Regions from separate parts of the Mus musculus genome. Here region 2 is linked to region 1. The links are chromatin contacts, found by Hi-C or POLR2A ChIA-PET in ENCODE. All regions are on one chromosome and are shown on one strand. The core of a region is the stretch at or near the end of the contact, and the rest is flanking DNA. Distances in the headings are between cores, read along the strand shown.

What was found. A loop is a pair of places that touch in the nucleus more often than their neighbours do. ChIA-PET counts read pairs that join two places held with the same protein, here RNA polymerase II (POLR2A).
Region 2: a map of ES-E14 shows a loop between it and region 1 (2.0-fold over the local background). The contact joins two enhancer-like sites. A Hi-C loop is called at or near these places in 2 of 37 maps with a recorded cell type or tissue (ES-E14 and T-helper 17 cell). POLR2A ChIA-PET finds 5 or more read pairs at or near these places in 2 of 5 experiments (Patski and embryonic stem cell).

Annotation. Positions count from the first base shown.
Region 1 is chr4:149,975,610-149,981,277 of GRCm38, reverse strand. H6pd (hexose-6-phosphate dehydrogenase (glucose 1-dehydrogenase)) reads left to right here. Exons shown (of 5, transcript NM_001291004.1): 5 at 1-1,804. Among named protein-coding and RNA genes, the nearest start is that of Spsb1, 23 kb to the right of the region's middle. Within about 2 kb of position 1,302, at least 1 of the 3 ENCODE cell types and tissues checked has a DNase peak (open chromatin) inside an H3K27ac peak, as active enhancers do.
Region 2 is chr4:149,838,130-149,843,639 of GRCm38, reverse strand. No RefSeq gene overlaps it. Among named protein-coding and RNA genes, the nearest start is that of Gm42354, 50 kb to the right of the region's middle. Within about 2 kb of position 2,664, at least 1 of the 3 ENCODE cell types and tissues checked has a DNase peak (open chromatin) inside an H3K27ac peak, as active enhancers do.

The DNA of each region.
Region 1 (5,668 bases), core at 53-2,552:
AAAGAACCAAAGTGGCCTGCCAAGACTGGCCTGCGATCTTCAAACTGGTTTCTGTGGAAAGAGGGGCCAGTGTTGATGGGGAGCAGGGTGCAGAGACTCCTGGTGAATGTCTTGCTCTGAGCCAGGCCAGCAGAGTAGACACAATCCTGAGCCTGCACCGGGCGCCTTGCCTCTTCTGGTATCCCATCATCCCTCTGTGCACCTAGCTGAGATCCAGCGCTCCTCCGGGCAGCTTCTGTCTACTCTGGGAGGACACCCACTGTCCTCAGTATTCCCCATTACCCCTCAGCCTCTCCCTCTCTACAGACACAGACACTGCCACGTCAGAAGTTCCCCCAGATCTAGAGACCGGGGCTCCCTTTCCCACTAAGAACTGTTATGCTGTCATTGGGCTGTCGGGCATCTCTGATCTATCTAGACGGGAGGGCTCTGTCTGCTCCTGGGTCGGGGGTGACTCCAGATCACAGCCTCTTTCTAGGGCTTATGTGGCCAATTGCCAGCATCAGGGCAGACTGCAGCTAGCCCTCCTCACACTACCTCTCTCTGGCTTCAAGTCTGGCAGCAGCCCCTCCTCTGCCGGGCATCTCCACCATTCTTACTGACGAACCTGGTACCACTGGGAACACTACAGGCAGCTCCTAACTTCAGTCCCCTCCAGGGCCAACAACATAAACATTTCAGGGCACATACAGTTTTCATTTAGGCCTCCTGCTGAGTCATGTGAACAAGGGAAGGCCCAGAAGGGTTAGGATGGCCCGTCCTCACAGTTACCTATGTGTCAGTCACAGAGTCTCCGTGTCTTTCAGAATTTTCCCATAGAGAGGTTTCCTGTGATGAGGAGCGTCAGGAAATCTGTTTCTCTCCTTTTATTTGATTGTACTTTCTCCCAGACAGCACATGGAAAAGAATTCTTGCTTTCACTAGAGATGTGTGCATAGAGTGTAGCCTGAGCTGAGGGCTCTGTATGAAAGGCACTCTTGTTGAAATTCTGCTTACTCTGACCTCCAGTGACCCAGACTGACAGAACACCTCTATTCCTTGGCAGAAAAGAGGAACGCCCTGGGGTCCTTTCCTGGCCTGCTTTGCTCAGGCTTGGATGCAGGTAGTCGCAGGTGAAGTTCCACCTTTAGCCATGTGGGGGAGCCCACGTGCCACCACTCACATTCCACCCAGGAGGCGGGTTTTAGTGCCAAACGTCTTTTCTTCGCTTTTCTTGCTCACTGCCTCTCAGGCGTCTTAGCCCAGTGCGTTTTCATCAGTTCTTAGGGACTCGGCCTTCTGCAGTTGCAACATCAGAGAGCAAGGGGCCTTGCATGCCTCAGGAGAGAGGGTGCCCAGGCTCTGTGTCACCATTCTGAATAACGGTGAGTCACTGCCCAGCCTGAGCCTAGAATGTCCCGTTCTTATCCAGATGAATGACTCGCCTCTGTCTGTGGGGAGTCTCTGCACAGGGGAGGCCAGTGTGGGGGAAATACCAAAGATCTCCTTTCCGGAAGCAAGCACAAATAAAATTTCATTGGAAAGGTTGGTGGGGGACATTGTCTGTGTTCTCTGGCATGCACCTGTGTGTGCCCTTTCCCTTTCTGCCCCGGGTTAGGAAGGAGTGATGTTCAGAGCCAGGACCACGGAAGATGCTGCTCTTCAGACTTTCTGAACCATCATCCACAGCCAGCAGGGCTTTACCAATCAGTCACATCTGTGTACGAATCTGTCTCAGGAAGGAGCTCTCAGCCTTAAGACCTGGGATACCCTCTATTTTTTTAAAAATTTTCATTAAAAAATTGTTGCTTGCAAACCACTTAACATTGAGTTGATAAACAGTGTGACGAATACAGCCTTTGCCAGCCTCCTGCCTGTCTGGAAGTGGGGATCTGAGGCTGGGAAGACAGGACAAGGTGTCCAGGTTCCTGGGGAAGGGAAGAGGGACATGTGGTCACTGTGTCTGGGACACAGCCTTCCCTCCCTGGATTCACTTCTGGCTCCCTTAGGGTCCCTGTAGCTGTGGCTTAGCACTGGCCTGCAGGCCGTAACCCTGGGCTGGCTCTGACCCCGCCTGGGATCTTCTAACTGCACCCTGCTCACTCCCTGTTGAAACAATGGAAGCAAAAGTCTGCACCTTGCCTGGTGGCTCTGTGGTCTCCCCACTGATGGGCAGATGCTAAATGCTATGCACAGGCACACCTTGTCCTGCCAATAGCCCAGTGTGCCACGTGGCAGGGCCTTAGTGACTGAAGATTTGAAACTGGGAAAATGTCCAGTGTTGTCCAGAAACTGTATGTTAGATTCTAGAAGCCATGCCAGCACCCTGTGGGGCCTGTTCCTTTCCAGGGGACCCATGAAGGGCTCACATGGCTGAGTCAGGTTCCTTGGGTAGGCCTGTGAGTCCACTATGGGAAGGACACAGGGGCATACAAATGGCAGAAGTTGTCCTCCTTGGGGCGACATGCCAGTTAGCATCTCCAGGCTAGATCCTGATTTCTAATTCCAGGCAAATGTTCCTGGTAACTGCACTTTAAGTAGTCCCATCTTGTTAATTTCTTGCTTCTTCTTCTTTTTTTTTTTAAATGATTTTAAAATTTTTATGTGCATGTTTGCCTGCCTATGTGTCTGTGTGAGGGTATCAGATGCCCTGGAACTGGAGTTACAGACAGTTGTGAGCTGCCATGTGGGTGCTGGGAATTGAACCCAGGTCCTCTGGAAGAGCAGCCAGTGCTCTTAACCACAGAGCCAGCTCTCCAGCCCCAATTTCCGGCTTACTATTGCTCTGGAGAAAATACTCTCTTCTCACTTTTGCTCCCCAAATTAGTGGAATCAGAGCTGCCTTCCACTTGGACTGATATCTTAGCGCTCTCCCAGGAGGGCCTCCTCCGCAGCCTGACAGGCCTTGAGCTCCCCCATGCTCTTTTGCCTTCTTTCTCTGACTCTGACAGAGAGTCGGGGGTGTGCCATGCAAAAGGGAATGAAGAAGCCTCCAGAAAACCCTCATGGGGTTACTTCTTAGAGCTTAATTTCCAGGAACCTTTTTTGGATTTTGTCTCCCGCGGAGTGTGCGAGCCCCTCAGAGCAGCTCTGCAGCAGATCCGCAGCTGCGTTTTCATCTTAGACAGCTGGCACCCCTGCAGGCCTCCGCTCACTACTAGAAAAATCACCTGGCAACATTCCAGGGAATGAGTCGTGGGTGGGGAAAGGAGAGCAGTACTGGTCAGCCCCTGCCTGCTCTGGGAATGACTGTCCAGGGGAGGGCTGCTGTCCCCAGGGGTCACAGGCTGCACAGGTCATGAGACTGCGAGCTGAACTGGAGAAAACAGGCCCATTTATCTGCCTTCTGCTCTCTTCTCCCCCAGCTCCCTGCCCTCCACAGTTCTGTACCAGCGTCTCAGCCCCCAAGGTCGTGCTGTGGCCCGGGACCTTGGTACTTGGCTCGTAGATTGGTTTGGCAGCTTATCCAGTGGGGGAAGATGGCGGGCAGGAGTTAGAACCCAACCTGAACTGGCAGTGAGTTGGGAGGCTCTGCGCTGTTCTGCCTGGGCTCATTTTAACTGTAGTATTTGGGGGTACCCGGCTGAAGATGAGATTCGTTCCTGGCACAGCCCTGCCTAAGCGTACCTTGAGCCCGTCAGCAGCCACAGTAGCTTAGCTGCGCAGTCTGCAGGTGCAGGAGAGTCAGCTCATACCTCATGCTGCATCCCATGTGGAGCAGAACTGGCCTCCAGGCATCAAAGGATTTCTTGCAAGGGTTTGGCCCCTGGAAGGGAGCAGGCATCAAACCAGAACATGTTCCTGGAAGATGCACGGGGCAGATGTCTTCCAGGAACATCGAATCCTGCCTTCTGCAAGCTCCTCACACCCACTGTAGGCTCCTCACACCTAGAGGTGGGTGTGAGGAACCCCAAGGATCTTTCAGCTTCTAGCTGAGCAAGGTGTCAATTCACCACTTCTGTCACAAGCACAAGACAGCCTGCCAAGGGATCCGAAGAGACTTCACTGTGATCTAGCAAGCCATGTGGGTAGTGATGGCTTGGATGTTTTGTACCTCCGGCCGATCAAGGTTGGGAGTATATTTATTTGCAGGTCCCAGAGGATGTCCACGTCTCTGTGTGACCATGGACAGGACCTCTGAATAATGACCCCTGTGTTCATTCTTTGACCTCAAGGGTGAGTTTGTTAAAGTCCTACGTTGCTTTGATGGCTTGGTGTTTTAAACGAACTCTATGCATCTTTTTCTGTCCCTTTCTATTGAGTGGCAATGTTTGTATTTGCTAGATGCTGTTGAGACAATTTGAACAGCCGAGAGTTTGCACCGAGAGTGTGGGTGTACACGGACACCACATGTGTCAGGATGCAGGTGTACATAGACACGGTGTTTGTCAGGGTGGTCCTTGGCCTCACAGAGGTCTGGAGGAGCTGTTTATTGTTGCGTTTTGTAAAAAGAGAAACCAGAGATATGTTTGGTGGGGACGAGGTATGGTGTGGGGGAAGGGGTGCCTCTGTGGGCCTGTGCTGAGGCATCCCTTCCCCTTGAGGTACCAGCCACACGACATAGGTATAGTATAGAGGAGAGTTTATTTAGGTCATGAGGGGGGGGTTGAGGGAGTAGAGACAGAGAAAGGCAGAGAGAGAAAGAGAGAGAGAGAGAGAGAGAGAGAGAGAAGAAGAAGAAGAAGAAGAAGAAGAAGAAGAAGAAGAAGAAGAAGAAGAAGAAGAAGGAGGAGGAGGAGGAGGAGGAGGAGGAGGAGGAGGAGGAGGAGGAGGAGGAGGAAGAAGAGGAGGAGAAGGAGGAGGAGAAGCCAGCCATGAGTACCTGGAGAGAGAGGGCGAGGGGAATGGGGAGAGAGGGAGAAGAGAAGAGAAGAGAAGAGGGTAAGGGAACAGGAGCAAGACTAGGAGAGGAGAGGGGAGGAGAGGAGAGGGGAGGGTAGAGGAGAGGAGAGGAGAGAAGAGAAGAGGAGAAAGGAAGAGAAGAGAGGAGAGGAGAAGAGAGAAGAGGAGAGGAGAAGAGAGAAGAGGAGAGGAGAAGAGAGAAGAGGAGAGGAGAAGAGAAGAAGAGAAAAGAGAAGAGAAGAGAAGAGGAGGAGAAGAAGAGAAGAGAAGAGAAGAGAAGAGAAGAGAAGAGAAGAGAAGAGAAGAGAAGAGAAGAGAAGAGAGCAAGAGAGAGAGGAGGGGACAAGCAGCCCCTTTTACAGTGAGTCAGGCATGCCTGGCTGTTGCTAGGTAACTGTGGGGCGGAGCCTAGACGAAATGCCAACAGTTATGATGCATTATGGGATTATAGCTCAACTGATGGCGCACATGCCTCATGTCCACAAAGCCCTGGGTTGCATTCCCAGTGTCTCATAAACAGGGAACGGTGGCACACACCTGTCATTGCAGCACGTGGGAGTTCAAGGTCTTCAGCTAATATCAAGCCAACCTAAGGTAGATGAGACCCCCTGGGGTTTTTTTTTGTTGTTTTGTTTTGTTGTTTTTTGTTTTTTTTAAAAACCAACCACTGTGAGTACAGAAGGTAAGGACCAGGCTAGCTGGGCATGAGGAAACCCACCCTGTTTCTCTCTTATCTCTGGGTCTGGCACTGTTAGCTCTTCCTTGATCTGTCCACTTGGGAGAGCGAGGCTAAGTGAACTTCAGTAGCCAGCAGGGCTACTTCTGCCTGCCCATGCCTGAGTGAGGG
Region 2 (5,510 bases), core at 1,415-3,914, 140 kb after region 1:
GGAAGTTTGTTGGCAGACCTTGGAGACAAAATGGCAAAGACTTTTCTAAGAAAATGTACCCAGCCCTCTTTACACATCTATATAGGAACACACTTAGCCAAGTTTACTTTCTGAGGGCGAGGGGTCTCATGTATCCCAGGCTGACCTCTAATTTGATATATAGCTGAAGGTGACCCTGAACTTCTGAATCTCCTTCCTCTCTGTCTTGAGTGCTGGGGTTACAGGCATGTACCACCCCACTGCACTGGGTGGAAGTGGTGCTGGGGGTGGAGCCTAGTGGTGCTGGGGGTGGAGCCTAGAGGTGTTGGGGTGGAGCCTAGGGCTTCATGCACCCTAGGGAAGGACCCCCTCAACTAGCCTTGCCATCTAGAGCAGTTTCAGGGTCACAGTCAAATGTGCAGACAGTAGGGAGTTGAGATTACCCACCCTGCACATGAGCTCCTGGGCCATAAACATCCTGAACCCACTGGGACATCCCGTGCCCATGAAACCACGTGACCGCACTGTTATTGCCCCAAGTGTGTATATCACATTAGGGTTCATTGTCAGAGTTTCACAATCCACAAGTATACTTCTGCTTCATTGTATCCTACAAGGGAGTTTCAGTGACCAATAAATTGTGTAAGCCGAGGCTGCATCCCAACCCCAGGCCACTCGGGATCTGTTTCCTGTTTCCACAGTTGTGTCTTTTCCAGAACGTTGGAATCAGAATTAGACAGACTTCTTCCACAGCGATGTGTGTCTCCTTTCTTCTCTTCTCTTCTCTTCTCTTCTCTTCTCTTCTCTTCTCTTCTCTTCTCTTCTCTTCTCTTCTCTTTTCTTTTTTCTTCTCTTCTCTTTTCTTTTCTTTTCTTTTCTTTACTTCCTCCTTCTCTTTTTGAGACAGAGACTCACTATGTAGCCTTGGCCAACCTAGACTTAGATCATATGGACCACAGGGACCCTGAAATCATAAAGATCTGCTCAACTCTGCCTCCCAAGTTCTGAGTTCAAAGGCATGCACCATCACACCTGGCTGCACACTCACACCTGACTTTCTCTTCATATTTCCATGGCTAAACCTCTGATTTTGCTATAGTAGTGACTAATTATCTAGATGTAGTGATTTTCTTTTCTTTTTTTTTTTTTTTTTTTTTTTTAGTTTGTTAACAAGGGAAAGCATCCCAAGAATAGCAGGGGGCTGGTGATCTTAAAGTAAGAAGAAGAAAAAAAAATCCAAGAACTTAGATTCTTAGTGAGTTTCACAATTTATGAATAAATTGTATTATAATAAAGGCTGTAATAGAATAAAAGCAAATCTGGCTTAAATAGAATAACTTCTAAATGGAATTTTTAATTTATTATATGTGTAAGTGTTTGCATATGTGTGTGGGTACACACAAGCCGCCGTGCACATGTGGAGGTCAGAAGACAACTTGCAGGGCTCAGTTTTCTTCTTCCAGCACATGAGTTCCGGAAACTGAACTAGGGTTGTCAGGCTGGACCTTTATCTGCTTGCTGAGCTATCGCCCTCTCAGGCTGCAGTAAGCAAACCATGGCACCAGAGGGCGCCTGACTCACGTAGTCCATAAGAACAGCAGAGCAGGGTATCTTAGCAGGCAGCTGAGGTACAGGTGAGCTCAGCTTACACTGGCAAGCTAAGCAAAGGGTGCCCTGAAGGAGGCCTCCCTCCCTCCTCTCTCCTCTTTATGTTATTTGTGTTCTTTCTTTGTTTGTTATTGTTAGGGGGACAATGTTATGACATGGGGTTCAGAGGGCAGCTTGAGGTCATTAGTTCATTGTTACACAGATCAAGCCCAGGTGCTCAGGCTTGCAAGGCAAGAGCGTCTACCCACTGAGCCATCTCCCCTCTCTCCTGCTCCTGGGGAAGAAACTGAAGCAGGAAGGAGTGGTACAAGTTTGAGACCCGCCTGGGCTACACAGAAAGTTCCAGATCCATGTCTTAGTTTACTGCTGTGAACAGACATCATGACCGAGGCAACCCGTATAAGGACATTTAATTGGGGCTGGCTTACAGGTTCAGAGGCTCAGTCCATTATCATCAAGGCAGGAGCATGGCAGCATCCAGGCAGGCATGGTACAGGAGGAGCTGAGAGCTCTCTATCTTCATCTGAAGGCTGCTAGCAGAAGACTGACTTCCAGGTTAGAATGAGGGTCTTATAGCCCACACCCACAATGACACACCTGCTCCAACAGGGCAGGAGGGCCTTGCTCAGACAAGGGTTAGTTCAAGGGCTAGCCTGGGTTATATAAGAACTCATCAAAAAAAAAAAAAATCAAGCCTAAATAAAGCCAATCCTATCATGAACAAAAGCTACTCCTTCCTGTTCACACTCCCCCCTATAAGAATCCAGCTGGAACCAGTGCCTTGGCTCCCACTGAGCCTCACTGTCTCCAACAGTGGGAGCTGACTGGACCGCACTAGACAGTGTGTTAAACACCACCAGGGCTGCTGAAGCTGTCTCTGCCAGATTCCTAGGAGGACTGCGGGGGTTTCCTAGCCCGTGGGAAGCAGGGCCAGCCTGTGCCTGGAGGCTGAGAGGGGGGAAGTTGGGCAATGCTTCTCCCTCCCACTGCCCGCACAGCCCAGGGCTCTAACTTCCCAAGTTCCCCAGGTCCCTGTGCCAAGGCTGGGGGGTATTTATAGTGCTGGCACATGCCGGGGGAGCCAGCAGAACAGCTGTTTTCTGATATGGGAAAAGGGAGCGATCTCTACTAGGAACTGTAGGAAAATGAGCCCAAAGAGGTCTGCCACTCAATGCTGCCCTCTCTGGGGAGGGGGCTTCAAATCCTGCAGCAACAGCATTTCCCACCCTCACGGCCCAGACAGTTGGTTCAGCTGGTGGCCCCGAATGCCAGGTGCTGAGTGGGCCCTGGGGCCAGGAGCATAAGGCCTTGTTCCTTACAGTGGCCAGGAGGAACAGTGTCGTGGAAACCATGAGTGAACATCCATCCAGTCCTAGGGAGCAAGAACCCAAGAGTCAACATAAGGGATGCAGCTATTCCTGGAGAGTGATGGCGGCGGGTATCAGGAGGGAGGGGGATAATGGGGCGACCCCAGGGCCAGCCAAAGTTTACCTGGCTTTTCAGGATTCATGTGAGAAGGTCAGATAGAATGGAGATTTGTGGGTCCACCCACAGACCTACCCATCCCCTCCTGGGGATCATAGAGGTTGGATACCTCTTCTGGTAGCATCATCTACATGCAAAGATGGTGCAGCTACGCCAGCTGCCTAGCAGAGAGTTGGAAACCACACAGGCTCACACACATGTACATACATACATACACTTACAAACACACACACACACACACACACACACACAGGACTAAAATGAGGATTAGAGCTGGAATAAGGGTCAGGGTTGAGGTAAAAGGTCAAGGGCCAAGTATGTAGATTCTCCCAAGATAGAGTTCTGGGGGGGGGGGGGGGAGTAAACTCTGTACTGCAGGTGATATCCAATCCAGAACCTTCCGCTCTGCAACACACACACTGACACTTCCCACACACCCAAACATGCACACACACACACACACACACACACACACACACACACACACACTGACACTTCCCACACACCCAAACATGCACACACACACACACACACTGACACTTCCCACACACCCAAACATGCACACACACACACACACACACATACACACACACACTGACACTTCCCACACACCCAAACATGCACACACACGCACATACACACATACACACACACACACACTGACACTTCCCACACACCCAAACATGCGCACACACACACACACACACACACTGACACTTTCCACACACCCAAACATGCACACACACACACTGACACTTCCCACACACCCAAACATGCACACACGCACACTGACACTTCCCACACACCCAAACATGCACACACACACACACACACACACTGACACTTCCCACACACCCAAACATGCACACACACACACGTATGTTATATATATTTAGTTCTCCCAAATGCTCTTCTGGGCATCCTTCACTCATGGGGTCCTGTAGACAGCATGATCTGTGACTGGAGGAATTCTTTCACCAGGCCACCCTCCTCTGTCTGGTACCAATGCGGAGTAAGCCCCATCTGTGTTGGCTTAAAGGCCTTAATTGCCGTCTCCTACTTAACAACTAACAGTGACCAAAAAAGAAAACTACCTCCTAAGAGAAGGTGCCCCACTGTCGGGATGGCAGCTTGCGTCAGTCTGATTGAGAGTGGTACCCAACAGCTTTCTGCCAGGGCCATGTCTTGAGAGGCTGTTTTTGTTTTTGTTTTTTTGGAGGAGGGGGTCTTTTATCTTGTTTTAATCTCTGGCAGGTTTGGGTGTTTGTTTTATGACAGTCTCATGTAACCCAGGCTGGCCTCAAACTTGCTATGTCTTAGGATAACCTTGAACTCGTGCGCCTCCTGAGTACAGCTGCCTGGATTTCAAGCATGCACCATCGTGCCTGACCCCCAGGGAGTCTCTTAATCATGCAGAGTCCCATGCTGTCCTCGAAGGGGCTGGGGCTGGTTTTTAGACCTAAATTGAAATGGAAATACAGGAGAGAGGTCAGTTCCTGTTATACTGATATTGAGGATGTTGCCAAACTCAAAAATTGCTCATTTTCCCAAAGAAAAGTCAGTTCCCCCTAAGGAGATCATTTGGCTCTCTGGTAGGAATGGTGAAGGCTAGGCTTTGGCGTTCTGAACTGTGAGACTCACCAGTGAAGGTGTGCCTGGACAGAGGTCAGGACAGTGATAAAGGAGGGTCGTGGCGCCCTCTGGTGAGAATAGGACCAAATGCACCCAGAGGGCATCCCACTGAGGGGACCTAGCCCCACCATGGGGAAGAACAAGATCCATAGTTCCTCCTGTGGCCACTCAGAGCTCACACCTTCCCTGATGGAGCCACTTAGACATGATATAGATTCCATCCAAGAAAAGAGGGAGGTGTCCATCTTAGAGAGAGAGAGAGATGAACACACTCTACAAGGGCTGAGGCCAAAGGAAAGTCAGGAGACTGAAGGCCTCTTGTTCCCAGGAGCCGCCCACAGTCGCAGGAAAAGAGTCCCTCCTCTGTCCTACCCAGACATTGCCACAGGGGCCATGGGTTTCCTACCAAGCTGTGTCTGCACAGACATCATGGATCATCGAAGTTGAACCCATATCTCTGTACTCCCATAACAAAAGCACACAGGTTGGATGGCTGAATGGTTGGTCCCCAGAAGATTGAGAGGTTCAGAGTATCTGAGAGAGAGCATGGCTTCTACACATCAACACAGGGCTTTCCCCGGCTGCAGAGGAAATGTGCACAAAAGGCCAAAAGAGAGATTTGATCCTTTCATGACCCAGTGGGATGTCTAGAGGAAGTTCCTGGGAGTTCTGTACACATCTGTACACACGCTGCTGGAATCTCTCCAGACTCAGGTTTGCACGCCTTTCCAAATCGACTTCCATCAATGACACACCTGTTAGCACATAGCCTTGGTATGGAGTGCTCTTGGTGGGAACTGAGAGCC